Regions from separate parts of the Mus musculus genome. Here regions 2, 3, 4 and 5 are each linked to region 1. The links are chromatin loops, found by intact Hi-C in ENCODE. Cell type or tissue: heart. All regions are shown on one strand. Each heading gives the region's core, and the rest is flanking DNA. Links, peaks and the distances in the headings are about the cores only.

The links. Hi-C counts contacts between places; a loop is a spot of excess contacts. Peaks named below come from ENCODE experiments on the same cell type or tissue, not always from the same donor. Only the 100,000 strongest peaks of a DNase experiment are listed, where the experiment ranks them.
Region 2: a loop joins it to region 1, with 4 times the contacts of the local background. A loop is called at or near these places in 14 of 42 quality-filtered maps.
Region 3: a loop joins it to region 1, with 2.8 times the contacts of the local background. A loop is called at or near these places in 13 of 42 quality-filtered maps.
Region 4: a loop joins it to region 1, with 3 times the contacts of the local background. A loop is called at or near these places in 14 of 42 quality-filtered maps.
Region 5: it touches region 1 in a loop (3-fold over the local background); 15 of 42 quality-filtered maps call a loop at or near these places.

What each region holds. Positions count from the first base shown.
Region 1 is chr1:89,067,304-89,073,147 of GRCm38, forward strand. Sh3bp4 (SH3-domain binding protein 4) reads left to right here and starts at 3,112. Exons shown (of 6, transcript NM_133816.3): 1 at 3,112-3,294. In heart, for the core only: CTCF peaks have their summits at 2,670 and 3,233; DNase peaks (open chromatin) are centred at 2,358, 2,908, 3,768 and 4,918; H3K4me3 peaks cover 3,288 bases; H3K27ac peaks cover 3,669 bases.
Region 2 is chr1:89,136,849-89,142,692 of GRCm38, forward strand. It overlaps Sh3bp4 (SH3-domain binding protein 4), which reads left to right. Exons shown (of 6, transcript NM_133816.3): 3 at 711-955. The coding sequence starts at 838. Among named protein-coding and RNA genes, the nearest start is that of Gm34331, 36 kb to the left of the region's middle. In heart, for the core only: no CTCF peak of the experiment used is centred there; DNase peaks (open chromatin) are centred at 1,633 and 3,453; H3K27ac peaks cover 62 bases.
Region 3 is chr1:88,742,348-88,748,191 of GRCm38, forward strand. No RefSeq gene overlaps it. Among named protein-coding and RNA genes, the nearest start is that of Platr5, 9.6 kb to the right of the region's middle. In heart, for the core only: a CTCF peak has its summit at 3,063 (motif pointing right); a DNase peak (open chromatin) is centred at 3,104.
Region 4 is chr1:88,754,171-88,760,014 of GRCm38, forward strand. It overlaps Platr5 (pluripotency associated transcript 5), which reads left to right and starts at 720. Exons shown (of 3, transcript NR_040493.1): 1 at 720-788; 2 at 914-1,120; 3 at 1,364-1,563. In heart, for the core only: a CTCF peak has its summit at 2,627 (motif pointing right); DNase peaks (open chromatin) are centred at 2,671, 3,091 and 3,781; H3K27ac peaks cover 1,289 bases.
Region 5 is chr1:89,117,745-89,123,588 of GRCm38, forward strand. The region is part of intron 2 of Sh3bp4 (SH3-domain binding protein 4); the gene reads left to right. Among named protein-coding and RNA genes, the nearest start is that of Gm34331, 17 kb to the left of the region's middle. In heart, for the core only: no CTCF peak of the experiment used is centred there; DNase peaks (open chromatin) are centred at 2,667 and 3,957; H3K27ac peaks cover 4,838 bases.

The DNA of each region.
Region 1 (5,844 bases), core at 283-5,282:
ACATTTGTACCACTTTTCTCTAATATTTTTTGCTTTTCTGTGTGTTTTGAGACAAGGCCTCATGGATCCCAGGCTGACCTAGAGCCCAATCTGTAAGAGAAGCTGTCCTTGACCCTCCTGTCTTTATCTTCCAATGGACAGACCTATAGGTGTGTGACACTGTGCCTAGCTCTTGGAATTCTTTAATCCACCAGATCACCAAGCACCGTTCTTTTGCTGAAAACCCCAAGTGACTGACTGGGTTATTGCCATCCCATTTGCACCAGGAATGCTCGCTGAATACTTGAACGCGGTGACTGCTTGGGGTGGCTCATTTTCTCCTTTCTCCTGACTTAGCAAACTTTACAAAAGAGCAAGCCATAAAAACTGGTGGAACCACAAAGCATCGGTTCGTCAGGAAGCATATCTAGAGACCTCGTTCCTTCCAGAACACTCAGAGAATGCTTCACAGATGACTTAACATAAACACAGTGTTCTCCCCCCCAACGCCCCCCCCCCAGTTTAGTTCTTCCAAAGTCAGATCCAACTCATGGCATCCTTTTTCTCTACCTTATTTTGCTTCAAGATCCTGAATTCTATCCACTCCTCGCTCAGGAAGCAAGCTGGCTTGAAGACTATACGGTATTCTATGTCCAGGTGGACAGGGGAGCCCATGCCCTCTGCTCCCCCAGGCAAAGCATCATGTTATAGTCTGGATTTCTGCCCAGCTCCATACTTTGATGTGTCTCTGACCTTTGTTTCCAGTCACCAAGCATCACCTAGGCCACACTTGGGCTTTCTCATCTTCTTGTTCCTTTGTGAGCATTTTGCTCAGTGCAGCTAAGGAGTCTTTCATGTGCGGGGCCATTTGCAGTGTTTGGGGGACTCATTTTTTTTATACCTTTGATCATTTATAACTCGCTTGTCTTTTTCAATGCTTTATAAGCAGTTCTTCTTTTGAGACAGATTCAGTATAGCAGTAGATCTAAGTTGTCTTTGAATTCATAATCCTCCTGCCTCATTTTAGCAAGTACTAGGATTAAGGTATATGACACCTAACCCAACAGGTCTTTGTTTTTTAAAAGATTTATTTTCATTTTGTGTAAATGAATGTTTGCTTGAATATATGTCTGTGTGCCACTGGTACGCCTGGTGCCGTGAAGGGCAAGGGAAAGTGTCAGATGCCCTGGAACTCCAGTTAGAGATGGTTGTGGGAGCTAGGAACCGAAGCGTGGCCCTCTGGAAGAGCAACCAGTGCTTAACCTCTGATCCATCTTTCCATTCTCCAAGACAGGGTCTCACACATCCCAGGCTGATCTTGAATTCACTATGTAGGGGAGTATGACCTTCAACTTTTGATCCTTCTGCATCCACCTTCCTTGAATCCCCCTTGAATCTCTTGAGTGTGGGCTTGAGTGACTACATCCCCATTTCTTGGCGCTGAGGATGGGACCCATGGCTTTGTGCATGTTTGGCAAGCACTCTACCAACTCTAGCTATAACCCCAGCCCACGTTCATGCATATTCTCCCTCTCCCTCTTTCTGACATGGTTTAGACAGGAGACATTCGGAGTCACGGCAGTACAAATAGCTAATATTTAGTGATGGCTACTTTGTGCTAGGCATTCTGCTGAGGCTTATGCTCTGTATTTAATTTTCATACTCAGAGGCAAGTGACTCACACAGAGGCCTAGAGATCCCAGCACAGCAGGCTGGCTCCTGACACGCCCTCCAGTCTGGATGCTTTTGTCTCCTCCACCCCCACCCCCTCCAACCATGTAAGTCACTTGCACCTTCAGGAGACTGCTTCTTTTAAGGTCGACAGCTACACTTAAGGAGTAATTGTACTCGTTTCCATGTTCTAAGAGAATATGAAATTCTACCCTCTTAGCCTTAGGTTGACCAGTATGTCTACCTGACTCCACTAGGACTACATCTAGAGCGGGGTGGGGGTGGGGGTGGGGGAAGGCGGGCAGCCCGAGTGCAAGGGTGGAGTGGAAGGGGAGCATAAAGAACACGGGAGATAGAAAACTGGCTAGTATTCCGACTCTGAAGCCCTCTCCCATGTGATCTTGCCGAATATGATAATCTGTGTTAACGTCTGAAGTCACTTAGAAAATATAAATGGTATCTGTCGCCAGCGATGATAGTGAAGATGGACTCAGTGGGCTGCTGGATTTGGATCTGTGGCAACATTGAAGACATGATTGCCACTGGTTCCAAGTGGAAGCCTTCATTCCCTGGCCTCACCACCACAGCAGTCAAAGGCTGGTTCGACCTCACTGAGGCAATCAACCCCTACAGGCCTCTGTCTACTCCCGTGAGAGATGACTCATGAGCTTGGGCTTTTGCTCCGCTGCCTCGCAGTGTGTTCATTCACTGAGCTCGCATCGAGCGTCTACTTCTGTATGTGAGTCTGGGCAGAGGAAGTGTAACTATGCTGACATGTATTCAGTTGCAATCTGCCTCGCAGGCAGCTCTCCTCCACTTGTAGTTGTTCCCTAAGCTGAGTTTTGTTTGTTTTTTCTCGGTTTTACTGCTTAACCACTCCCGGGGGATCAGAGGCTTCCCCAAAACAGAGCACCGGAGGTCTCCATCATCTTTGCTCATTTCTGGGTCCAGGGGTAAAGATCCCGAGGCCCTAACCCCACTCTCTTAACTGGCGCTGTTAAGGAAGGAGACAAGGAGTGTTGGCGGGAATCGCGCCGGAGCACTGGAGGCGCCAGTAAGCCAAGCCGCTTCTTTAAGTAAATCAGCGGCTCAGTCGGCCCCGCCCCTCCGGGACATCCCGCCCCCTTCATCCAGGCCCCGCCTTTACTAAGAACTGCCCTCCCCCAGCTCGAGGCACAGCCCCTACTTGCTCCAACCTCATATTGACCACGCTCATTTGAGCACACCCCGCCCACTTTTGCCCCAGTATCGTCTAGGCCCCGCCTCTCCGACAAAGACTCCGCCTTGAGAGTGCGATTCCGCCCCCGGTCCCTACGCCCCAGCCTGAGCTTGACCCGCCTCTTCCTCGCTCCGCCCCCAGCTTTGGCCCCGCCCCTCCCGCGGTCTCTGCTTGCGCTCCGCCCTCCTGGAGCCCGCTGTTTGCGCCCCGGCCCCGCCCGCGCTCGCGCCCCGCCCCGGCCCAGACCACCTCTGCGCCCGCTGGCGGGGGCCGAGCGCTCTGGGCTGTCGCGGCGTCTGGGCACCTCACCACCTCTGCTGCCTCGATCGCTGAGGCCGCGGTACCGGGAGTCGCGCGCGCCCCCGGCCGGGTGAGCCCCACAGGACAAGAGAACCGCAGGACCCGTGGGGCGCCATGCGAGCCAGGTAGGAGCCTAGGGTCGGACGGCGCACCCTATCCCCGCGCGCGCTGTGGCTTTGGGCAGCATCCCGGGCTCTGGGGCGCGGCTAGCCTGGAGCAGCTCCGAGCCCCTTGAGCTCCCGGTTCCCTGCCCTCTGTGGTCACAGCCCGACCTGGGCTGCGGATCGTGGTCGCTAGGGCCCGGGGCGCGGGGAGGGCGGAGGGGGTCGCGGCGCCACCCGCGCGGTTCTGAGAAGGAGCGAAGAGAGCGCGGCTTTGGGTTAAACTTGGTGACAATGCACATTTCAACTTCTTCGGAGAGCCCTCCTGGAGGATGAAATTGAAAACTCCAGTTTCTGTCTTGGTGATCGAGTGACCGCGCAGCCCCGAGGTGACAGCGCTGGGGTGTGCGGGTGGGAGCGGTTAGGATAGAGGAGCGTTGTTCTGCAAGTGCTGTTTACCGTGAAGCCGCCCTGCGCCGCCCAGTGTGTCTTGTTAGAGGGTTTGGGGGCCAGGAGGCTCCCAGCTGGGATCTGGCGTTGTAGTATGCAGGTTTGGGGGGCTTAGCGGTGCGGACTGTGGGGCTGGCTGGCGCTGGCCCTTCCCGGGTGTGGGGCGCCTGCAGATGCCGCGCGGGAGGAGTGGCGGAGAGCTGGCTGGCCGCTCTGCGTGCGCAGAAGGTTGTGGAGCCTCGTGGAGCTATGAGATTTGAAAGGGAATACCATGCTGGGCTTTATTCGTGTTTATTCTTCCCTTGTTAGTGCATCAGATTGGTGTTCTGTGATTTAGCAGCAGAAATAAAGTTCGTATAACTTTTGCTCTGATTATAAAAGCAATGAGTGTCCAGAGCGGAAATAAACACGAGATCTACGCCGATCCCACATTCGTTGGGGGTGGGGGGTGGGGATGTCGCAGCCTTGTAGATTTAATCATTGAATTATACCTGGCGCCTTCTTGCCTAACCTCAAGAAAACCCTTGCTTGAAACCCTTGATTGTCTCGTGCCCAAAGTTTGGAATTTTTGACCTGCCTTACCACAAAGGCTGTTTCTGATAGTTATGAGTACCCTTTTGATGTACTGGGGTTTCCCATGAGATGGTGGGTACAGATGGAGAGAATGGTGGTGGGAGGGCCGAAACCTCAGCCCAGTCCGTGGTTTTGGTACCGAGCCTTGTAAAAATGACAGTAATGATTCTCAATCTGCTTCCTGGGCCAACCATAAAAATTAATGGGTGGTTTGCAGAGCGTTTTTGGCATCCTTAGATGGACAGCGGCTGTATTTCAATGTGCTGGGGAGCATTTAGCTGTTACACAGTGTCATCTAGGTAGCTAGGTAAAACAAGCTACCTAGAGCTTCGCTACCCTGCCCAGGAAGCAAGATCTAGGCAGGCCCTAGGGATCCCAGAGCACACTCCTATTCTCCTGTTGGTGCTGGCTAAGTCCTTCAAAGTGAGAGGCTTGGAAGTAACTGGTCTTCTCAAGGATCCTTTCTGCAGCATCTTTTGGACTTGGGGGAGGGGGTTGTCCCAAAGTCAGGGGGCATTGGTGCCTGGTATATGCAAAGCTGTAGAATGTCCTGTAAATGCCTGCCCAGGTCACCCTCCAAGAGAGAACAGTTGGTCCTGGGAGGACACATGAAGTGAACAACCTGGTTTCCCAGCAATTTGTTTTATGTCTCACGTGTTTACCGACTGAACAATGACCGGCTCGGAGGCTGGCTGCAGAAATGCCAGCAAGGCCTCTGTGGACTTTCCTTTTTTTCCTGTTGTCCCCAGGTCCTGGCACCAGGCTTTAATGTTCTTACAGAACAATTAATAGGGACCCAGACCGAGAGGTGAGGCACAGGCTGCCTTTTGTCCTCACCCTGTCTCCCGGCAGGAGCTGGGCTGGACGATTTTCTTCGCGTTACTGGTGACCCTTTGATAGTTTCGGTTTTTTAATTGTTATCCCCACCAGCACTTTGATAAGGCCTGAGTCTAGTTGCAGATGTGAGCTCAGACAGGGCCTTGGAAGGGCCTGAAAGCTGGCTGGATACATTGTTGATGAGGCACCCTTCACTCTGGTTGTTGATCACACGGAAGTTGTGTTGCTAATTTTTTGGTTAGAGGTAGAAAGGGCTGGGGGTGGGAGGGGTCTTCCTAGTATTTCTCCTTTGCTGTTTGCTAATCCAGCAGCAGGCTGGAATTATTCCCCTTCCGGCTGTTTGCATAGACTTTCTTTCTATTCTAATGTTGATTTTAATCTGATAATGAGATGGGAGAATGAATGATGAATGGGGTTTACACCCTCGATTCGATTTCTGGGAGGCCTCTTGGGTTTGATTCCTCTGTTCCCAGCCAATTAAGAGCCTTTTGCTCTCTGAAACTGAATGGTGTGTGTGTGTGTGTGTGTGTGTGTGTGTGTGTGTGTGTGTGTGTGTGTGTGTGTATGTGTGTGTGTATGTATGTGTGTGTGTGTGTGTGTGTGTGTGTGTTTGCCTGTTTGCTTGCGCCTCCTGGGAGAGAAGGCTATTGGTGTCTCTCTGAGAGCCCATGACTTGGAGGAGGCCAGAGCCACTGTGTTCCTAACTTGCAATCC
Region 2 (5,844 bases), core at 581-5,580, 70 kb after region 1:
CCTGGTTTAGGGTCTGCTCCAAGCCAACGAAAGACCCCGCCACAAATTTTAAGCCTGGTCTACCTCATCCTACTAAGAACCAACCGTACTCATAATTATGTCCACCAGCAGCCTAGGAATAGCAGTTTGATAGTGTGCCCAATTTCACATGTATTCATTAGCTGCACGTCATAAACCTGGTAGCCCCCAAGGACTGTGCGTATGATGTCTGTTCAGTTCTAGTGGGGACTAGGGGTACACATAGGCAGGGAGCAGCCTCCCACCCCTACCCCCACCCCCAAGCCACCATGGCAAGGCTTCAAGAGCAAATGGTGTTACTGGCTCTCTGTTCCTTGTGCCAAGCCTCCCACGGCCACTCCTCCAACAGGACCCGCCACTCTGGACAGACAGGGGCTGTTTTCTTCCTGAGTCCTGGAAGTGCCAATGTACTGCACGGTCTGAGGCTGCCCTCTTTGACTGCACTGAATGGCCATCCAGGTGCTGGGACACATTTCACAGACCCCATTGTGCCCTAGGAAGAGCATCTCTACGTGCCCACTGGGCACAGGGTCTGTGCAGCTTGCCACTTCTGCTCCTGGGCCAGAGCAATGAATTGGGTCTCTCTCTTCACTGGAATGGTCTGGAAGAAACAGGACTCCCTCCTCCCATAAGATTACCCTCGAAGCCATGCTTCACTTGTTCAGAGGAAATTATTTCTCCTCTCCCTTCAGGAAGAAGCACACTGCCAAGTTGACCCTGCCGTGCAGCGTGACTTTATGAGACAGCAGCTGCTGTCCCTGCTGGAACTAGGGGAGGAGACATGAGACCATAGTACCTCACCCACCCAAGAGGCTCACCATGGCAGCCCAGCGTATCCGGGCAGCCAACGCCAGTGGCCTCCCTCGGTGCAAGTCGGAGGGGACTCTGATAGACCTGAGCGAGGGCTTCTCAGAGACAAGCTTTAATGATGTCAAAGGTAAGTTCCTAGCCAACCCCTGCCTGAGGGGGACATGGGGATATTGATGGCTCGTGGATTTACAGGCAGCCAGTTTTACCATCAGCTCTCTAACCTTTCTGCTATTCATTCCTCCCTGAAAACAGTGCCATTTATCTCTGGATGTGTAGGGAGATTGTGTGTGCACGCATGCTCTTACTAACTTATGTGTGCAGAAATGCACATGGGTTGGGGCACACGTGGATGCAAGTTCACTTGGAGGCCAGATGTCACACAGATGCCACCGGCCTTGGTGTTTGAGGCAGGATCCTCCTGAACCTGGAACTTATTATGGAGTGTAGCAGTCTGGCTGGCTGGCTTTCAGAATTGGGCTGTTGGGCAAACCTCTCAGCTACATGCTTGGATCCCACCCGAGGTGTCATTTGATTCCCAAAAGTCTACTTTGACCTTGCTGCACCACATAGTGGCTTGTTCCTTGGGATGTATTGGTAGCATCCTGGTCCCTTGTTACAGTGTTTAGCCTTCCTACAGCATCAGCAGTTTATTACTGATCACACACACACACACACACACACACACACACACACACGTCCTCCTTGAAGAGGGCCAGATAACATTGACTGCTCACTCTGAAGTCACTCCTTGTCTTCTTCTCACACTGAACACTCAGAACTTTATCTCTGTTCCTTCTCCCTTGGCAAACTCAGAACTAAGTGATCCTGGACTGAAGCCACGGCCCCCGAGGCTTTGCACCGCTTTCCTGTTCCTCTGCCCTGGCATAGGCATGCAGTATTGAGCCCCACTGCAAGTGTTCTTTGAAAGAAGGAGAACAAACTGGAAGGTGTTATAGCAACAGAGTTAGTGGGTGTTGCTATAAATAATAGAACATTTGTTTTTAGAGTTTTTTTTTAATTTTTTTTAGCAGTCGGGTAATGGGCAATGTGTTCTTACTTCAAGCTTTAGGGAGCAGGGCGGGAGGGGGGCTAGAAAAGGTGAGTGGAACATGGAAGGATCTTGCTCAAAACATAGAGGAGAGAGCAGAGTATTTAAAGATAACAGCAGTGATCCAAAAGCAAACAGCCTTGACCAAGTGTGCAGAGCCACTGTACTGCAGGGAGGGCATCTGAGAGTCTGAGTCGCTCAGGACTGAAGAGCCTTGGTCTGCACGGGAGATCCCTCGGCCTCCATACTGGCCTGTCCCTCCTGGCTGCGTCACTTCCATTTACCTGGTGTGCACATCAAAAGGCAAGCAGCTCTTGCCACAGCACCTGCTGCGGACAGAGTCTTCCCTCATACATGTTTTGCCTACAAAACACTTATGTCAGGGGATAGAAAACGTGTTATTCAGGACCCCAAAGTTGCAAAACATCCAGGGAGGTTTTATGTATTATAAAACAACCGATCTAGGCCGTTCACCCCATATCTCATTAAGATGGGATTCGATGAGGATTTGGAGGAATAAAATCTCTGTCCCCGTGTCCTCCTGTTCCCAGGTGTTGTCGGCCATTGATGGAGATGATGCATAGATCTCCAGAAAGGAATGGAGGACACAGTCCACCATGGTCATTCCCCAAGGGATGGGAGAGACAGATCTCTGAGTGAGATGTATTCTCCTGTGCCCTAGAGGGAGAGTGCTCAGAATTTTAAGTAAAAACCATTCTTACTCTTCAGTCTGGTGAAGCGAAGACGATAATTTGTATTGATGTATTTCAGACTGTGTACAAAGCATGCTCTGGTGCTTTGGCTTTTGGTTTCTTTTTTAATTTTGAAAACCTTGGCTGTAAGAGAATTAATTACTGGAAGAGAACACAACAGGACATAACTTTGGAGGGATTCTGACAAGGTCTTAATGGCTGCCGTGTGCTATTTAATTTTCACCTGTGGGGTTTGTTTGTTTTGTTTTGTCTTTTATTTCTCGTATGTGCATCAGGGAAGAAAAATGTGTCCTGTTAACTAGAGGGCACGACCAGCCACACAGGTGTGGGAGAGAAGCGCTTCTGGGACCTCCAATCCTGCCCAAGTCTCGCTTTCCTATTCCCACGTTTCCTACAGAGTCTCTTGGGGCTGAGGGCAAAGGCCTCAGAAACACCATGTGACCAGCCCTCCTGTCTCTGCCCCTTCCTGCCGTACCAAAAAAAAAAAAAAAAAAAATTTCTCCCAGACGGTCAGGGAGATCCCTGGGCCAGGAGGAAGGCCCACAGCCTCACCTACCCTTCCCAAGCCTCTGATCTTCGTCAGATGTGAGGGATTAAGATGCTTATTCCAGAGGAGCCCGGCCCCACATCTCAGGGAGAAGTGACAGAGCCAGAAGTTAAGAGAGATGGGAGCAGACAGACCTTGCTTGGGGCTAGCATCCTCCGCATCTCCCTACTCGGCCCTCTAGGGCTATCAGTCATCAGGTCCCTCTTCAGCTGATTTCACATCTTCTCGTGGACTGTCTGAGCTTCCCTCCGGTTCCCCTGCCCCTTGACTGGTACCTGTGGCGCCGCTCACATTAGCACACTCCAGAGAGGAAGCTGGCCTGTCCCTTCGGGCTCTTTGTTTCCTCCCAACCTTTCAGGGGCAGGATCTGTGTGATGCCTCCTATTGTTCAGCTTGACCGGATTGAAAATGACCTAAGAGACAAATTTAGCCTGTGAGGGAGTTCCTAGGCTGAGTTAATAACTAAGGTTAATTAGGCTGAAGACTCAGCCTCAATGTGGGCGGCTCCATCCCATGGACTAGATAGAAAAAGAGAAAATGGGGAAGGCAGCTGAGGCCAGCATTCATTGCTCCGTGCTTCCTGATTGCGGACCAGCTGCCTCACACCTTGCTGACCATGGTACTCTCAAACATGAGCCAAAACTAAGCCTTCCTGGGAGTCCTTGCCTTGGCTGGGTATTTTGTCACAGCAATAGGAAAAGGGAACTAATACAGTTTGTCACTATTGTGACTTGGTGGCAGAAGGGCCTGGTCAGGGGAATTCTGACTTGCTTGTCTGCCAGCACCATGATTCAAACATTCTGGTCCTAACATGTGACTGTCAGCTCATGGATATTCCCTGCCCACCTACTGTGTGCCGGGATCTCTTGGAGCTTACATCCTTCTGAGAGATGAAGACTCCCACCCTTTCAGATATGGTCTCTTTAACAAAGAGACTGACAAACGTAATGCATACAGACATTCACATGCATGCTAGCAAGACCTGGGAACCTTTAGAGGGAAGTGAAGACCTCCTAATTGGAGCCTAACCTTGAAAGTTTCTAGGCAGGTTTGATGTGTGAGGAGTCTTAGGAAAAGGACAGGACAGCAAGGTGAGAGGTAAGTGTTCAGTAGCCCAGCTGTGTGACCCATGTCTGGGGCCACATTTGCCTGAGGTACAAGAGGGTGCCTCCTGGGACTCTGCACCCGATGCTGCTTACCTTCTCAAGGACTCCAGAACTCCAGGCGCTTTTGTGAGCTGTTGATTGCTACATCTCATCAAGTCTGCAGTGTGGTGATCGGGGTGGGGTGGGGCAGTGGTGTGGATACAAGGAGAGATTCCTTCTGCTAGAACTCCAGACCCAGGCAGACTGCCTCCTCCCTCCCCTGGTTTACATTGCAAACTCACACACTTGGAAAGACTTTGTCAACCTCGTTGGCCTCGGCTTCCATCTGAAAGAGAGTATGGCAGTGTATGGCAATGTTTCCAGGAACGTGATTTCCCCTTAAAGTCATGCAGTATTTTCCCCAAACGTTTCTGCCTCCTTGTTCCCCCTTCCCTTTAGAAAGGCAGAGAATACTAGTCCCTTGACTCCCTCTTTTGCACGCTAAGGAATTTTTTTTTAACCTTCTCTTCAATTTAATCGGTTTGTTTATTCCACTGAACTCTGAGGGTAAAAGAGAAATTCCCCCTGACCTTAGTAAGCGCTGTGAAGAAAAAGTGAAATTAGCAGGGAGTGGGTGGGTTTCAGATGACTTATGCATGATCCCATCTTCAAGCTGAGCAACCATGGGCCTCATCACAGCCTGCTGAGAAAGATGCCTTTTCTCCATCAGGAGAACGGGGGATCCCCAAGGCGACTCATCTCGGGTCTGGTGAGCTGGCGGCACCCAGGCATTCTCCGTTCTTGCATCCTTTTAAAAGTGAGAGGGGAGGTTCCAGGGTCCAGCTAAGCCGGATGCACCTCTGCCAGCTAAGCGATTCCTTGCCTGCTTCCCAAGCTTGGCCAGGAAGACAAAGTTGGGTTTGTTGTCTCCTTTCGAAGAAAAAGGAACCTGGCAGGTAATGGAGTCTGGGCAGCCAGTTCGACAGATGAAGCCCTAATGGCCACGGACTTCATCCTGTATCAAGCAGCTGTTAAGTTGATTTAGCTGAGAGTTTTGTCCTTTTGCCTGTTTCTGTATACACAGTTGGCTTTAGGAGATACTTTATTTGAGCCAGCAAGATGACTTAGTGGATAAGAGTTCTTGTTGCTTAAGCCTGAAGACCTGATATCAATTCCTGGATCCCACGGTGGAAAAAGAGAATCTAGTCCTGGAAGTTACCCTCTGTTTCACACACCCTTGCCATGTGCATGTATGTGTAGACAAACAACTTAGTTTCTTTTTAAAAGGAAAGAACAGCTACAGAGACCCAATGTCTACAGACTAAATAAGGCCATGGCACAGGACTTGCCCTGCAGTGGGTGGGGTGGGGTGGGGTGGCGGTTCCCCTGTCTGTTTCCATCAGAAAACATTTTCTCTGTCCCCTGAAAAGCATCTCACCTGGGCCTGGCACACAATCATTATTTTTCCAAGTACATACCCTGCGTAGATGACTTATTTCATCTGTTCTGGGTATTGTCTGTGGTATTCACAAGCATGGTGTGTTGGAGACGAACCATGCATTACCCTGGGTTGTTTTGAAAGTGATGGTTTCTTGGGCTGCGTTTAAGTAAAAGTAGTTATTG
Region 3 (5,844 bases), core at 511-5,510, 320 kb before region 1:
CCAGGATCTGGCCATCACGCACACACACATACTGCACGGCTAAGGGAATGAATACATGGGATGACAGCCTCTATAATGCCTGGTTGTTCTGTAAGATTTCAGTTTCTAGGTATGCGTTTTGGTTTGAAATGAAACGTCAGAATAAACGTCAGCACCTCAATGATTCCTTGTGAGGAAGCCGGAAGCTCAAATCCACACAGAGACACAGATTTTCATCTGGTTGGGAGACCTGCCCCCTGGTGGTGAGGAGAAGAACAACAAGTAAGCCAGGCTCTGAAGCTCATGGGCCTGTTGTCAGTAGGTCATGTCTTGGCTCTGTTCTTTGGGTCCCATGGATATAGACACATTTAACATTTTCCTAATGAAAAGCTGAGATCCACGGTATTCACTGATTTGGGATTAAAGGGTATCTGGCTTCCAACGTCACCACCCAGAGACACACGTGAGCACACTCAGAGAGAACAAACTGAGGTGCAAGCACGATCAGAACACGGAATCAGACTGCCAGCTTCTCACCCCAACAGATCTGGCTGCACAGGGGCAGAACAATTGCCCCTGCTCCCCCATCACTGGGCCAGAAAACCACCACGGGTAGTCATCACCGCGGTGAGTTTGTGAGCGGCCGTGCCATGTCCAGAAAATACTGTTTTGCTTTGGTTGTCATCTATTTCTGACTCTTACAAAATCTCTGCCCCATCTTTATAGAAGCTTTGTGAGCCTCGAGGGTAAGGGGTATGACCTAGCTGCCTCATCTGTGGCTCAGCACTCGACTGATTCCCATTCTCGTGGACCTACTGGCTGTAAGTTTCTGCATTGGCCACTGTCCGGTGCACAGAGGAGCCTCTGATGAGGATTGAGATCTGCACGAATCTGAGGGCACAGAGGTGTGCCGCTAAAGGGCAGTTTGATACTATGTCCATTTGGCAGGACAATAGTAGTAAGTAGCCTTTGGGGCCTGTGAGTTCACCAGATTAAATGTATCCCACCCCCCGGCCCCGCTCCACCCTGCCCCACCCCCAATAAAATACATTTTAAGTCACAATATTTAAGGACTTTCCTGGCTCCTGGCTCCTAATTTGCCACCAGGTGTCTTTAATGAAGCTCAGGTGCAGATCTCAGGTAGTTTGGAATAATGTTGTTTTTACTTACAGTTATGTATGCTTGTGCATGTGCCGTGACACATGTGTGGAGATCTGAGGGTAACTTGTAGGAGCTGGCTCTCTCCTTCTGCCCTATGGGTGTGGGGCTTGAACCCTTATCATCAAGCTTGCCCGCCATTGCCTTTACCAGCGCAGCCATCTCACTGGCCCAGGTATGTGTTTGTGTGCAGGTGAGCATGCCTGTGTTAGCAAATGCATGAGTCACGGAGGGAGGATAGAGTAGAACATTTGAGTGTTGTTCCTCCCACACTATCTACTTTGTTTCTTTGTAGAAATGGTCTCCCCCTGGCCTGGAACCTGCCTATAAGGTTAGGCTGGCCAGCCAGTAAGCCTTATCTGTCTCTGCTTTATCCAAGGCTGGGGTTACAAGTGTATGCTGAAATGCCTGGCTTTTCAAACATGGGTACCAAATTCAGGCCTTCCTTCTTCCACAACAATCAATCTACTTAGGCTGAGCCATTGCCTCAGCTCACAACAGTTTTCCAGTAAATCTATCTGTGTTGTTGGACTGACCCCACTTTTAGGGGTCCATTCCCTCCTTCCACCTTGTGTCTGAGGCAGGGCCTCTCCTGTTTGTGCCACTGCACACCACTGTGTACTCCAGCTAGTTGGTTCAGGGGCTTCCTACAAACTCTCCTGTCTGCCTCCCATCTCCGTAAGAATTCGGGGTTACAGAGTCTTGCCAACACCGCGTCCAGCTTTTTGTGTCGATCCTGAGCTCAAACATGCTCACATAGCATTAGAAACAAACAAAAAACAATCTCGGTGTCACACAAGGGAGCACAGGGACACAGGAACACAGGAACAAATCCGTGAACTCGTTTCTTGTTTGTTTAAAAAAGCAGGTAGGGGGAGCACACTATGACCCAAACCAGGCTAGCGAGAGTCCTTGGCCAAGATGGCTTCAGTCTTTTATCCCTGACAAAGGTGGGATATCTCATCCCATTGGTGGGAGCTCCACGTCACTTTCTGGACTAGCCAATCAGTGAAAGGGAGAAAGAGAGGTTCAGGAAACAGGAGCAATGGCCAGGTTAGGTACGTGAGATTAAAACAAAACACAACAGTAAGCACTCTAATCCACTGGGTCATCTCTCCAGCCCTTTCCCAATTTTGCGGGGGGGGGGGGGTGTTTGTTGGTTCGTTTGTTTATCCCCAGTTGTTTGTACTGGCAGATGTGGGAATAGTCTCATGGTGGCTCAAAGGAATGCATTCCCCACCCCCACTCCATGTAGAAGAGAAACATTTTAAATACATCAACTTAATATTGTATCTCCTCGCACATCACCCACACAGTGACAGGGAGCATTTAACCTAAATTGACAGTTCTTGGCACTGACTGGGCTACCATCACATTTTTAGAAGCTTCAAATAGAAGCACCCTTGCCCGATCCACTCCCGAAGCAAGATTCTCATTTCAGTTTAACCACAGATTTGAATCCCATTAATGTTAAATCCTGTAATCTTTGCAAAGAGATTCTTCCCATATCTTTGGGGTTAGAAGACAGTTAATGAATCCGTGAATTCTAATTCAGTCCTCAACTTCCACATATCTGAACGAATCAGATAAATGACGTGTATTTTAACAGGACTATGAGGCTTAACTAGCTCACAGGAGAGTGTAAGAAATCCATGTTGGAAGATGAGAATAATACCCTTGCAAAGATAAGGGTCATTAGAATAAAAAGGGAAGGAAAAAACGAATGAAGTTTTAAGGTCTAAGATATATGCAGGAGTGTAAAACCCTCAAATCTTCTCCCGTGAGACTCCGTTCTAACAAATTCCTTCACCGTGACATTCTCTAAGGTGTTGTCATCTTCTCTAGAATGTCTAAGTGGCAGTCTGTGAACCATGTCTCTGGGGCTCCAGTAGGCGGAACTGTTTTGATTGTGGTGCTGCTCAGTTCTGCCACTAGAGGGAGCACGTAGCCCACAACATAAGTGTAACTAAGGGTGAAGAGTGCCCTGGCTTACAAGCCATGAGCCTCCTGTAGGGATTGCAAGCGGGAATTTCAAATGCACAGTGCTCAAGCAATGCAGTGTAGACCACAGTCAGTGTGAGCACACTCCCCGTGCACTGGCACCACCCTGCATGCCCGACAGACTGTACCTATGCATAACCAACTTTCTCACAAGGCTCCTGTGGGTGCCACGGTTTTACAGAGGAAGCCAGTGAGCCCAGGAGAGGAAACGACTTGTGAGCCTAAGAGCCAAAGGAAACGGACCACAGTTCTACATGCCTATAGCCTCAGAGCTTGAAGGCTGAGACAGGAGGATGGCCTGAGTTCGGGATTCATAGTCCTCTGAGCAGCACAACAGATCTCCCAACTAAAATAATGGTCCTTAAAATTAAAAATAAAAATAATAATAATAAGGAAATGAGTACCCCGGCTCCCAAAGGATGTGCCCTTTCCAGGGTCCAGGAAGGAGTGGGCCTCCGACAGGATGCCCTTTGATTCTCAGTGTTGTATGGCCTCTCTACAAAAACAATACCCTTCTTTTGAAGTCACTGTTCTGATATTCTAGTTGTTCCTGATGTGTGTCCTCTGTTTCCCACTGAAGGCCAGCCTTGACAGTACAGAAGGAAGACTGAAAAGAAAGAGGTCCCCTATCTGAGACCACCAGAGACCCCATAAAGTAGAAGGGAAGTCTGCGGAGCTACCAGAGAAACACAGAGGATGGCCGTAAATCCTGCACTGTCCCGAAATGCAAAGGCGTCAGTCAACTTTCTGTGAAAGAATTCCACACAATTAAACAAAAAGTGACGTTCTATTGATTTCCCCCGGTTTCCCTTTGTTTAACCAAGATCAGGGTGTGAAATCACAGGGCATAGTTCTCCCATGGGCATGCTGGAGTTAAACGCTACTGTTAATTCCTTACCTTTATTTTTGACCGTTGAGCTAGAGATAAGCACTGCTTTGTTACATGGAAAAGCAAATTGAGTTAAGAATGCAATGTCTCAGCTGGGCAGTGGCGGCACACGCCTTTGATCCCAACACTTGGGAGGCAGAGACTGGAGGATTTCTGAGTTCGAGGCCAGCCTGGTCTACAGAATGAGGTCCAGGACAGCCAGGGCTACACAGAGAAACCCTGACTCAAAAAACAAACAAACAAAAATAAACAAAGAATGCAATGTCTCTTCTTTCCAATAAGAGGGAGAGGTGAAAGACATGTGCGAGTAACTTGAAAAGATGGGGCAGGTCTATGACCCCCAGAGTGCGATGTGAGAAGCCAGAGGGGGTGAAGCTGGGTGTCCTCCTCAGTTGCTAGCAAGGAGTTCTGCAGTTTTCCGGACCAGCAGGCTACAAGGCCTCTGGATGCTGCTGTCTCCCACTCCCCGCCCTGGGGTTCCAGGCCTGTGCCCTCACATCCAGCTTTCACTGGGTGCCAAGGACTCTGGTCCTCATATTTCTGCAGCGAGCACTTTACCAATTGAGCCACGTCCCCAAAGACCTAATGATCTTGGTATGAGCCAGCCACCTGCCTGTCTCATGAAGTCTTTGACTCAGACCCCAGCCCCTGCCTCCAGAAATCCTGTTTCCTGCAGACTCTCCATTTATTTATGTAGCATGCATGCACAGTTGGTTAAACTTCACATCTCTACCTGGAATAACCTGGTGTCACTCAGCAGTGACATCCTCACTGGTCATCCTCACAGCTCCCCTCCCCCGCCCCACCCCACAACTAAGGGACTAGAGATAATTTCCTTTTTCTCCAGTTCCTCTTGTAAGGTCTCTAATGTGGAGGTGGGCCTCCTCTGTAAGAGCAGACACGAAGGCTCCCTCTGTGGCATAGCTCCTCAGCTCCTTGCCAAGGGATACACACTTGCCTCTCTCTTACCCCTTCTTAGCAGTCCAGCACAAATGTCCCCACCCCCTCCCTGCCATCCCTACATTCAACCTGTAAAGCAGCCCCCAGCCCTTGCTTGCAGAGAGTCCCACTCACCTCCTTCTTGGGAGCCCCTGTGGTTTGGAACTCTGTGTGTAAGTATGTCTCTCTCTCTCTGTGTGTGTGTGTGTGTGTATGTGTGTGTGTGTAGAAGTGTGAGGGGGTAATTCTTTAAGGCCTGTGTGGTGGTGTGAATGAAAATGACCTTCATAGGGAGTGCAACACTATTGGAGTTAAGTGTGGCCTTGCTAAAGGAAGTACGTCACTGGGGGGTAGGTTCTGAGGTTTCAATGCCCAAGCCAGGCCCAATGTCACTCCCTCTTACTGTTCCCTGCCAATCCAGATGTAGGACTCTCATCTCCTCTCCAGCACACGTCTGCCTGCATGCTGCCATGCTTCCTGCCATGATGATAATGGACTAAACCTCTGAACTGTAAGCCAGCCCCAACTAAAAGTTTTCCTTTATAAGAGTTGCCTTAGTCGTGGCGTCTCTTCCCAGCAACAGAACACTGACTAAGGCAGCCTGCTTTGGGGCTCTGTTGTGCACATGGCTCAGTGAATCACTTGTGCTGACTGAGGTACTAGGTACACAGAGCGTGCATCATCTGATGTCCGCGGAATGAACAAACTAAAGAGTCCAGACAAGCAACTATTCAAGCTACATTTCTAAACAGACGCTCCCAACAGACCTATAGATGACACTAGTACCGAGTAATGTAAAATACACTACAGCTGAGTGACTGGGAAGGGACGCCCCCTTCCCCATGCTCTCCTTCAGGAACCAGGAACCTGTTCATTTG
Region 4 (5,844 bases), core at 479-5,478, 310 kb before region 1:
GAAATATTTAGTCAGGTGTGTTAGTACACACCTTTAATGCCAGCACTTGGGAGGCAGATGTAAGGGCATCTAAGTGAGTTTGAGGCCATCCTGGTCTACAGAGTGAGTTCTGGGGTAGCCAGAGCTACATAATAAAGAGATTCTGTCTCAACAAAAACCCAACCAACCAACCAAACAAACAATTGGAAATTGTTTTTAAATTGTTTATTAAAGAAGAAAATCACATCCCACTTTCCATAGCTACTCAAGAACCCAACACAAACACATACCCAACAGAGAACCTAAGCTCAGACAGCATGAGCAGCCGTGCCTTGGCAAGCTGGGCAGGAACGTTCATTCACACAGAGATGCTCTAGGGACTTAATCAGTATCCCAGGCCTTGTGCAGAATGCACACCTTGATGCCTTCCCCCACGGCCCTGCAGATTTGCCAGACTAGAATTCCACCTTCAGTTCATCTGCTGGGCTCTAACTCACCAGAGACTCTATTTCCAGGTGAATTGTGTGACTTGACTATTCCTCTCAGAACCTGGCAGGTATCCTTCAGGGCCGGCAAGGGTGAGGTTCTCCCCCAAACTCTTTATAAAGTATCTATTTTGATGTTCTCCTGGAGGGTCACTGTGGTGGTTTGAATATGCTTAACCCAGGGAGTGGTGCTATTGGGAGGTGTGGTCTTGTTGCAGTAGGTGTGGCCTTATTGGAGGAAGTGAGTCACTGTGAGGGTGGGCTTTGAAACCCTCCTGCTAGCCACATGGCATCCAGTCGGCTCCTGGATTCCTTTGGATGAAGGTGTAGTAGAACTCTCAGCTCCTCCTGCACCATGCCTGCTTGGAAGCTGCCATGCTTTCCGCCTTGATGATACTGGACTGAACCTTTGAACCTGTAAGCCAGCCCCAATTAAATGTTCTTTTTAGGAGTTGCCTTGGTCATGGTGTCTGTTCACAGCAGTGGAAACCCTAATTCAGACAGTAACCTAGCAGCCTCCCCTGACTCTAAACAACATGATGGGCTGACAGATAATGTCTTTCTCGCTGGAGGTCTTGGCCACCCCCAAACCCAGCTGAAGAGGGAATTGGTCTGGAGCAAAGCCTGTGAGCCAAAGGTGTGTGTGCTGATCCGAGGTAAGAGGAAATAAACATGGAGCCATGTTTTTCTTTTCTCCCAGACGGGTAAGAGAGAGTCTAGGCTCAGTCCTAAGCCAGGCATGGCCGCCAGCCACCATAATTCCCAGGCTGAACCATGGAAAAGTAAATCTTATGCCCCAGTCCAGCTAATTCTTAATAAAAAGGGAGGAACTGTGCCCTCCCTTAGCCTTGTGTGGGCTGAATCAGACCTTGTCTGCCACAGTTGGTTATCTCCCCTAGGATGGAGTCTTCTGACCGAGGTGAAGTCTATTGTCCTGCCACATCTGCAGCTTCCTGCAAGAAGCCACCACCTGCTGAGCAGCTGAGCTTGCTTTCCTGACGAGATGCTGACAAAGCAGGAAGGAGATCCTGGCAAAGAGGGGGATGGATTTCCCCCCCTTTAAAAATTCAGACTCAAGAATTAAAGTTGAACCTTGATCAGAGAACTTGGTCTTGGCTCCTTATTTCTCTTGCTGTCCTTCCCATCCATCGCCAGCTTTCTTTTCAGGAACCCAGTACCCCGTGGCTGCTGTCGGCTACAGTCTCACTCTCTCCATCCTCCTTGGGAGATTCATCTTGTCCCTGTTTCCTAAGCCCCTGTAAGAAGTAGTTGTAAATTTTCTTACAAACCTAATTTTCTGCCCGGAGATCATAGCAACTTATCTGTTTCTCAGTCCTGCCTGTTTTAAAATCAGCTTTCCCCAATACTCCTGTGGTTCCAATCTGTGGGCAGTAATTTGACACTAACCACAAAGAGCCAGTGTCCCTCTCCCCCACCCCCGCCCCCATGATAAACTTATATCTCAGGAAAAAATAAACAAACAAAAGCAAAACAAAACAAAAAAAAAACCCAAACTTTACATGGTCAAAGAGTTACATAACATTTAATTATCAACTTTCTTGAAATTAAGAGAGGAGCTGTTGGAAAGCGAGCTACCGGCCAGCAGGAGTGATGACTATTGGCTCAGGAGGGTTAACTGCTGAGCCAGACACTGCTTTCAATGCCTTTTGGTGGGCAAAATAAAGATAGTTCTCAGTAGCTACCTTCAGTGAGAAATGAAGACAGACCTGTGCTCAAGGCACAGAAAAGGAAGACAGAACTAACTCTCCACAATCTTATCTATCCTCAGGAGAGGGGACATGGCAGAGCTGGGGTGTGGGGATTTCAGGGCCAGGTCCCACTCTAACCATTTGGCCGCATGATATGTTTGCTGTGCAGGATGTGTGAAAGCCAGAGGCAGAGGTACTTGTCACTGTCGTCAGGAAAAAAATCTACCAAAGACAGAAAAATTATCTGGAGGCTCCAGCGCACTTGCCCTGCTTCAGACACAAACATAATCAGTTACTCCCGCTATTGTGTCCAAAATGATACCGGGATGTATATGTCTTAATTCTCAGAAAATTAAGCATTCGACTGTTGAAGCCACATGACTTCTCTCACACAAATTAGATTTCCTCCACCCCAGGGATTCTGACCCATAGCGTTGTCACTTCCGCCAGGGCCACAAGGGGGTGCTGTGGACGACCAGCCCGAGTTGATGGAAGGAGGCCCATTCACTTCCCCTGTAGGAGCCAGAGCCACACTGTGACATTTCAGTCAGTTTAACACCACTCAGCAACATTTCCAACCACTCTGAGGGTGTGAGCCTCCGGGCTCCACTGAGTATAAAAGCTCCCCTCAAAAGGGACATGAGAGCCAAACATGTGTTCCTAATGGGCACACCAGGGGTGACAAGGGCTCTATTCCATTGCTAGGACAACCCTGCTCCCGGGCTGGCGAACCAGGCCCACCCATCAGTCCATCCATCCCATGGTTCACTACAACTCCAGGCGAAGCCTCATCGGGTGCTAGTAAAAAGAAATCTCTATGCTTTCCTTGGAAGAATAAGTCAAGTCCCTCTCCACTGCCGGTTACATTGCTCTTCACTGGATTGTGTGCGGCTAAGGCTAAAAGGAAGACTCCATCCGCCAAGGCCCACAGTGAGAGAGTGCGCTCCACTTCCTGAAGAGTGGGAGGTGTTTGGCTGCAGTCTCCAGCGGGTTTCAGAATCCTGTCTAACCATCCGTTTTCATTACAAACCCCCTCCTTTGAGTCAGAGAAATTACAGCTCACAGACTTGGCTAATTTACATGCTTCCCAATTATATACCTTGATGCAAACAAGAGAATTCAAGCGTTTAGTAGCAACAATGGCTGAAGACTGGAATAAGCCAAGCCCCTTAATCATCATCAGGGGGATTCTGACTTGTAGGCTGACACAAACAAAGGAAGACGTCCAGGCTGGGTGGTTGGAGCTGGAAGTCTTTGGAATCTTTTTTCTTTTCTTTTCCTCTTTTCTTTCTGTTTTTCCCACATTCTTGGAGCTAGCAAGGCATACAAACAAATACAAAATCCAAGCAGCAAAATGTATTTGGTTGCTCACTGGAAATCCTAAATGCTCCACAGAATGGAGGGTTTTTTTGTTTTCTTGGCAGTTTCTCTGTTCCCAGACCTTTAATCCTGAAGATTCTGGGATCTGGAGGCAAAGGGATGTTTTGCTGTTTGGGGCTGACTGAGTTACAGGGGCAGAAGAGAGAGTGTGATTGACACAACAAACACCCACTGTGATCCCTCCCTCCCCAGCCCAGGCCAGCTGTATCCAATCTGGGAAGCTGGGGTGGACTCTTGCCACTTCTCAGGCAGTCAGGCGGACAGCCCTGAGGATCACAGCCCTCTTAAATCTGAACCCACGACTTCACCCTCAGCTCGGGGCTGTCATTTCCTCCCCCTTCTGCCCTATTAGTCTCCCATCCCTAAACATCTGCATTCTGCCTGCTTCTGTCCACCCTGCACCAAGTGACAGGAAATTAGATGTCACCAAGACCAGTCACTCCCACAGAGATGCCATATTTCCTGCCCCTGCCAGGCTTTTCCATGCTGTTTGCCAATTTTGTCTTATTTGTCCCTCCATCTCTTCTGATTCTCCATCACAGATCTCTCTCAAATAACAGACACTCCTGTGCTGGCAATGGGTTGATGTCCCATAAGCCCATCCTAAGTTGAATGTGACAAGTTGAAAATGCATTCAAGACTCATTCTACTGAAGGTCACACTGGGAGCTGAGCTCTCGGGACTGGACCACAGGGCACTAACCTGGAAAATATTCACACTTAGAGTCAGATGTGGTGTTTCTGCTGAGTTTCTGCTTATCACTTTCATAACACCCTAATGTCAACATTCTGAAGTGAAGACTGTCACCACGTAAAGCACTAAGCGTGTGTGTTTGCTCCCAAGGGCTGCTGAAACAAATCACCAATAGCAGGGTGTCCCAGACAGGAGGCTCTGAGGAGGAGTCCGCTTGGGCCTCTGTCTAGCTTCTGGGGAAACCTCTGTCTGCTGCTGTGTCCAGTTTGACCTCCTTCTAGCATCTTCTCTCTGGGTGTGTCTATGTGTCTGGTTATAAACACACCAGCCATTGGATTCAGAGTGACTATTCTATCCCTGGGAACTCATCAGAACTCTCTCCTGTCTGCAACGTCTTCATTCCATAAGGTCCTGTTTCTGGGCTCCAGCAATTAGGTCTTGAACTTGTCCTTTAGCTCTGGCCATTGTAACAGATGTCTGACATTCAGAAACACTCACTAGATTTCAGCCTTTCTTAAAAGAATTCTTTATCAGTCTCTATACTTTCTGGGTATGACATGTGGAGAGCCCTGTTCTAAGTCACTTCACACCATGAGAAACTCTGCGTGACTGCACTTTATAAAGCCAACTTTACCTGAGTGCAGTTGCAGAAGTCTGGTGACTCCTCCTCTCCCGGCATTAAACATCATCACCCGCCCAGGACAACCACGAGGCCCAGGCTGAGAAATAGCTTATTCCTGCAAGCCAAAAGGTATCACTGATAAACTTATCCAAGTAAGCTGGGAACACAGGGGCAAACGAGCATATTAAAATGGTCAGAAAAACCAGGTCTGAGAACTTACTGAATATACCAGATCGACAGATAATGGAACACCACCATCTGGACTTCATAAAGAGAAAGATATAGTCATGCAACAGACACAACCCCTCTGGCTTGTTATCCAACCCAGTGCATATATGAAAGAACTGAGAGATAGACAAGCCACCATTGGCTCAGGGCTGCAGCTCAGCAGGGTCCCCACTGCTTGATGCAGCCCTTTTGAAGTAAGAAGCTCTCCCTGCCACCCAAGCTCTCCAAATGGTTTCCATAGTAATAACACCTGTTGTGTCTCTCCTTGCATCTGTATCAGATCTCTGTCTCTATTAAGGCCCCTTTGAACTCTGAGGCCTTTTGTAGCCATTTTGTAACAAACACATATATGCATATACACATATATTATTGTATGAGGTTGAATATATTATTTAAGAGTATTAGTAATTAAAATTGGTTGCAAGTAAGTTTCTTGTTTTCCCTCGGTTGCAACACCAGGCCACCTGAGGCCTTTCCTTGTTGCCGTTAATTACTGTCTTTACACATCACCACCTGCACTGGGTACCAGGCTTCTCTTCAGTTAGCCTGTTATGGAGTTGTCATGTTCACAGCACATCTGTCAATGGACCCCTACGGAGATCCCATCAGTTGAGCGTTGTGGCTTCAGCTTGTGGCCCCTGATGATATGTGTTTATGTAAGCTGTGTATTGCTCAGTCAAAGATCTGATGTTACCTGTGGCTAGATTTTCTCACCTTTGGTTCAGGTTGCTAATTAGTAGCTAGCTAT
Region 5 (5,844 bases), core at 471-5,470, 51 kb after region 1:
GGGAGGGGAAGACAGAAAGAGCTCTGGGCCCTAGAAAGGGCTTTGGGAAGATATCCTTGAATGGTTCCTGACGCTCTTCTCTGGTCTCATGAGGCCTGAGGTGGGTGCTTGGTCCAGAAAGGCAGGAAAGAGGATGTTTGTGAGCCTAAAGGAAGGAGATTTTCAGTCAGTCTCAAAGACTGCAGGGCTGGGCCAGCCGGCCAGTGGGAGGGAGAGACCCTGTCACTGTGGGAGCTGACAGGCTTCCAGCTCCTCCAGGGGCCCAAAAGAAGGGTCAGAAGCCATCAGTGAGGGGCCTGAGAGGACCATGCGGCCATAAAGCAGTGGAGGACAGAGAAGCAAGCACCTGGCAGAGGCCAAGCCCCTTGTAAGTGTTGCTTCTTTACTGGCTGCTGTGTATAACCCTGTTCCTTCGGCACTTTAAAGCTGTAGACAGAGAATCTTTGAGAAACTGCCCTGTGCCCTCTGGTTCTAGGTCACCCTGGCCTCAGTGCCAAGAACCTCTCCCCTTGTTCTTTCCATAAGAGTTGTAAGAAAACAAGTCTGGATTGACAGAAGGCTCCAGGCCTAGCTGGGCCCATTGTCCCATGGAAACCTGTCTGATAGGTTGCCCATCACCTACCTCTGCTGGTTCCAGCCGGTGGCAGAGGCTCCCCTGAATAGCAGGCAAGTTCTCACAGGGATCCCTTTGTGCCATGACTCCAAGCGGAGAAGATAAGGCAGGAAGGTGCCCATCTCTCTACCAAGTGTCCTGTTAGTGCTGATGACCACATCTGCACCAACTGGGCACCAAGTCCTGGGCACCACAGGTCCTTCAACCCAGTGAATTACATTCAAGGGAGCAGGGACTGTTGGAGGGACCAGCTTGAATTTATCTTCCAGGACTGGAAGCCAGCTGATTTGCATGAAGTTGTGTTCCCTAGCTGAGAGCTCAAGTCTTCACAAATGACCTTTTGCTGCTGGATTTGTTTGAATAAAAAAAAAAAAAAAACAAAAACAAAAACAACAACAAAAAAAAACCCCAAAAACCCAGTTCCTTTATAATACACCAATCTTCAGAGAGCTTTAAGGCCCGTTGCTTGAGGGGTTGGGGCCTGGAATGTACCTCTGCAGGGTTGTCTGACCCTTCAGCCACACAGGGACCGCTTCTGCAGGCAACCCGGCCAGGCTCCCTGCCCCACCTGTATTACTCAGCTTGGCCTGCTTGTGTGTGTATAGAATGGGGGAATGAGGTCCTTTAGTGGCTCACCCCTGCCTCCCTGAGGCTGGCAGACCTTGACCAGGTGGCCTGGTTCTTCACCTTTGTTTCCTTATCCATGGAAGTGGATGCATGAGTCTCCAGCAGAGGGTGGCCACGGCGTTTATGCAAATCAGCATGCAGAAGTACATGGAGTAGAGTCTAGTCCATCCCCACCTGGCAGGTGGTACTCCAGCAGCTAGTTGTAGTTGGGGTGCAGCTCAGTTGTAGGATGCGTGAGCTAGTATGTGTGAGGTGCTAGGTCTTCTCCCTAGTTCTGAAAAAAATTACACCCTGCTAGTTTTTCCTGCTTCTGTAGATCCAGCCAACCTCAGAGTAAATATTCTAGGGGAAAAAAAATACTGTACGGAGTTTTATATGCTGGCCATTTTCCCCCTGAATATTAACAACATAACAATGTTTAAAGGGTACTGGGGGGTATGTCTAGGTTATCTGTAAACATTACACCCATTTATATAGAAGGCTCGAGTGTCTGCCGGGCCCTGGAAGCGATTCTAAGGGAATCCCTCAGATTCTAAGGGAAGTGGAAACCATGGCAGAAATGCATTCTCTCATAACCTGGTGGCTACAAGTTTACTCTGGAAATCTGACAGGGCCCTTCTCCCTCAGGAATTCTGGGGAGCCTCTGTACTTTTGCCTCTTCTTAGCTTTTGATGATGGCAGGTGATGGCTTCAAGTGGCTTCCCAGGGCTTGTGGCTGCCATCTCCATCCTCACATGGCCGGCTCCTTTCTCTCTCTGCATCTAAACCTCTTTTTCTTTAAGAGCCGCCCATGAGTGGATGGAAGGCCCACCCTAACCCACTGTGAGCTTGCTCAACCAAACTTGACCACATCTGCAAGACCCTGTTTCCCAGTAAGCTCACATGTGCAGCCCACAGAGTGAGGACTTGGACCTATGGATCTATTGGCAAAGGGGCACAGTACAGCTTACAGTTGTGTCTCTGTTCCTTGGTGCCATCTGTATTGTGGCTTCCACCAAGTAGGGGAGCAGTCACGGCCAGTCTGGCTTTTCTCTCTGTTTCTGGTAGATGCCCATGCCAACAGCTATGACTTCAGGGAGCCTCCACTTCCACAGCTTTTGCATCTTCAGAGCGGGAGCCTGAACTATGCAGGCACCAGTCAGCGGTGCACAGAAGCACTCCTGATTTGGAGTGAGCACCAGAGAGCTGTGTGTGCTGTTTGCTGGGTGACTAATGATGGGTCTCAGGTGCTGTGTTGTGTGCTGGAGACCGAAGGACAGACATAGCTCCTGCTGTGGCCAGAGAGATGTGGGGTGGGACCAGCAGTTCCAGTGAGGTCCTTTTATAGTAAAGAACAGGCCCCTGGGGCAGATGACCACAACCTCCATGTCAACCCAGAGCAGCTTTAAAGATGTTCTGTGAACCCTCGTCTGCAGTGAAAGTGTCACAAGGTGCTGACTGCTACTCAGAGTGCCCTGGGGACAGCTGGCTGACAGGAGATATGAATGGCCCCGGACCTTCTTGGACAGGTTCCCAGGGCTCCTCTTACATTGAACATTGGTCAGTGATAGACAGTCACTGATCAAGCTCCACACACACGGTGGGGAAGGGCAAGGATAACCAGCTGTTCCTTGAAGTGCTCTGAGTGGGAGCAGGGCCACCCGTTACTTCTCTCTTTGTCCTTGTTTTCTCATGCACTTGTGTCTAGTAAAGAAATCCTGGGAGAGCCCATGGTGTGTGAGAGGGGCCCATATCCCTGAGCATGATGAGGGAGGACCTGCTGGTCCACAGACCTTGCTCTTGCCAGCCTCCCTCTCCTACCCCCGTCTCACATGAATGTGTTCACACTCAATCCAACCCCAAGTCCCACGGTTTTTTTTTTTTTTTTTTTTTTTTTTCTTGCCATGTCACCTCCCAAGCTCAGTCCCTGCTATAGACCTGTTTAATATTCCATTGAGGATCAGGTGTAGAAGCCAGGGATCACACAAGAATACCATGCTAGCCTTGGAACAGTGGACCCTGCTAGGTCTGGGTCATGGTGCTGAGGGCTGACCTGAGTGTTTAGGGTCTGGCCTTTCTCTTTTAGAGTGGTGATAACATAGTCTGCTTACCACACAGGCTTCAGGGACAATCAGCCTATTACAAGGAGACTGGGGTATGTTTGCTGGTCTCTCCCTGGATTGCTGTCTCTTTGAACAGTGGCACAATTCAGTTTCTACCAGAAGACCTGTTTTAAGATCTTGAAGGTCCACTGCAGGACATGTCTAGCCAATGTGGTAAGAGATGCATTTTTGGAGGCTCCTTGTCCATGTGGCTTTCTCTCCAGCCTATGCCATTGGTCCCCTTTATGGATCTGTGCATGCTGTAGTGCAGTAACTATGTGGATGTCCCTTTGCATGGCTTTGTTGACTGATGTCTGTTCTGCTACAGTTGTCAGGGACCAACAGAACTTCTCATAAAAGCATCCTTTAGCTATGCCTGCATGGCTTTGGGGACTTCATTCTCTGGTGCTGTTATCCCCATCCTGGTATCTGGCTGGGCGAGGAATTCCTAGTGAATCGCAGTGTGCAAACAGCATCTTCCCATAGCCATTTTCAAAGTTACTTGCCTCCCTTCCAGTGCCTCTCTATGACTCTTGAAGTAACTTAGATATTTTAAATCCTACTCCGGGGCTCGAAGTGTAATTACTGGATGCTTGCCAGCATCAGACTCATCCCTCAGGAATTTGCCAAGCAGGACCAGGCAGTGGCTGGTGGTTTTGAAAAGTTCACCCAGAAAGCGAGGAGCAAGGAAGTTTTACCCTCTTGTGTGAGGAATTGTGTCTGAGAGATGCTCAGATAGACAGAGGCTTGCTGGAGAGCGGGGCCACCCAGACCGTTCCACCAAGTCGAGTGTAGTTCTGCAGCTAAATTATAGTTTTAGCCCCTGATTTAGCAGCTGTGCAGGCTCCCTGAGTTGGACAGGGCACAAGCAGGCACAACCGTGTGTTGCTAAACAAGGAAGGTAGTTCTCAGAAGTGTGACGTCTTGTGTGAACGTTGTAGAATGTGTGTATGTGAGTTAGGCCGTCTGTGTATCGGTAGTATGCTCTTAGGAGACCACTATTACACATGCAGTCCTTCGTGGACCTTAGCACATGGTGGCTTAACCAACACAAGCATGCTTTGTGAATGCCAGAGACTAGAAGTTCAAACCCGAGTGCCTGCGGAGTTGCTTCCGTGGTAGCCGTGGAGGGGAGCATTCCCACTGGTCCCAGCTCTGGAGTCTTGGCATCACTGGGGCAGGGAGGTTTCCTGACTCTCAGTATTTTCTCTCTTCCTCTATGTCTCTGTCCACGACTGTCTCTTTTTATAAACAAGGATTGTCCATCATATTGGATTAGGGCCACCCTGATGACATTGTCACTTGGTCATCCACAAGTGTTGGGCCTCAGAAGAGTGTGCAGGAGCCAGCCCTTCCACATCTTCTCTGAAGTTTAAGATTTTAGCCAAAGCTACTGTTCACACTATCATGTTGCACTCCTGTTGAACGAGCTCTCGGCCAGTTCTTGAACATCTCAAGCAATGGAGAAGCGGGCACATGAGAGCCTTTATCTTCAGTGCACATAGCCCACGTGTCAGAAAGGCCAAAGGAGGTCAAGTGACTAATGCTTTTTATAAAGTCAGCCTGCCTGTTTCATGAAGCACCCAGAAACCCTTTGTGTTCTAACCACAGTTGGGTGGGGCCATTGGGAGGTAGCAGAGCCCTGTAAAACAGTCTACAGTACCTGGGGGTGGGGGAAAGCACGAGGCCCCTCCATGAGTTCTGACATGCTGGACAGCAGAGGCCATCTACAGAGGTTCCTTGCCTTGGTCTGAGTTCCTAACACAAGGCTGCATTTCCAGGTTTTACACCCTGTCTCTTCTTGATCCACCTTGGCTTGGATGAGACAGGCTAGGGTCTCCCTGCTTCTCAAGCCATACAGCTAAGAGCTAAAGAGTATGAACTTGGCCAGAGTATGTAGGTGTAAATTTGATGTATTCTGGGGGTCCTTGCCAGGGTACTCTGTGGGATACAAGAGTAGCTTGAAGCCCATCTCAAGCTGCAGAATTTTTCCATGAGCCCCTTTAAGTCCCTGGGTCCAGGCAACCCCCTGGTGCTTCCAGGAGGCCATGCTCAGCATACATGGTGGTATTGTTCAGGCACAACTCAGGGCTATAGGAGATGCAGGTGGGCTGCTTCATGGGCTTCTGACGCTGCTGAGTATCAGTCATAGTCACATGGAAGACACTTGCCAGGGTTGGGGGATACACTTGAGGCTCCATTGGAGTATACTCCTGCAACATTGGAGTCATTGAACCAAGATGGGAGGGGAGGAGGTCGCTGGCCAGCATCTAGAGGGTGGAGAAGAAAGGTGTAGCAGATCTTCCTGGAAGCTGAGGACAGCCCCTAGCACAGAATTGCCTGATTCCCAAATGTATGGGTAGTGCCAAAGCTGCGCAGCCTGGATCCTAGCAGTAGCAGGGCTGGAAGGAAGGGGGTAAGGAGGATCCCACATGTCCTGACATGTCTTGAGAGTTGGAAATAAGAAGTGCCCTGTATGTTGCTTCATGGTTTAGAAGGCAAGGTCATTCTATGAGGGGAAAA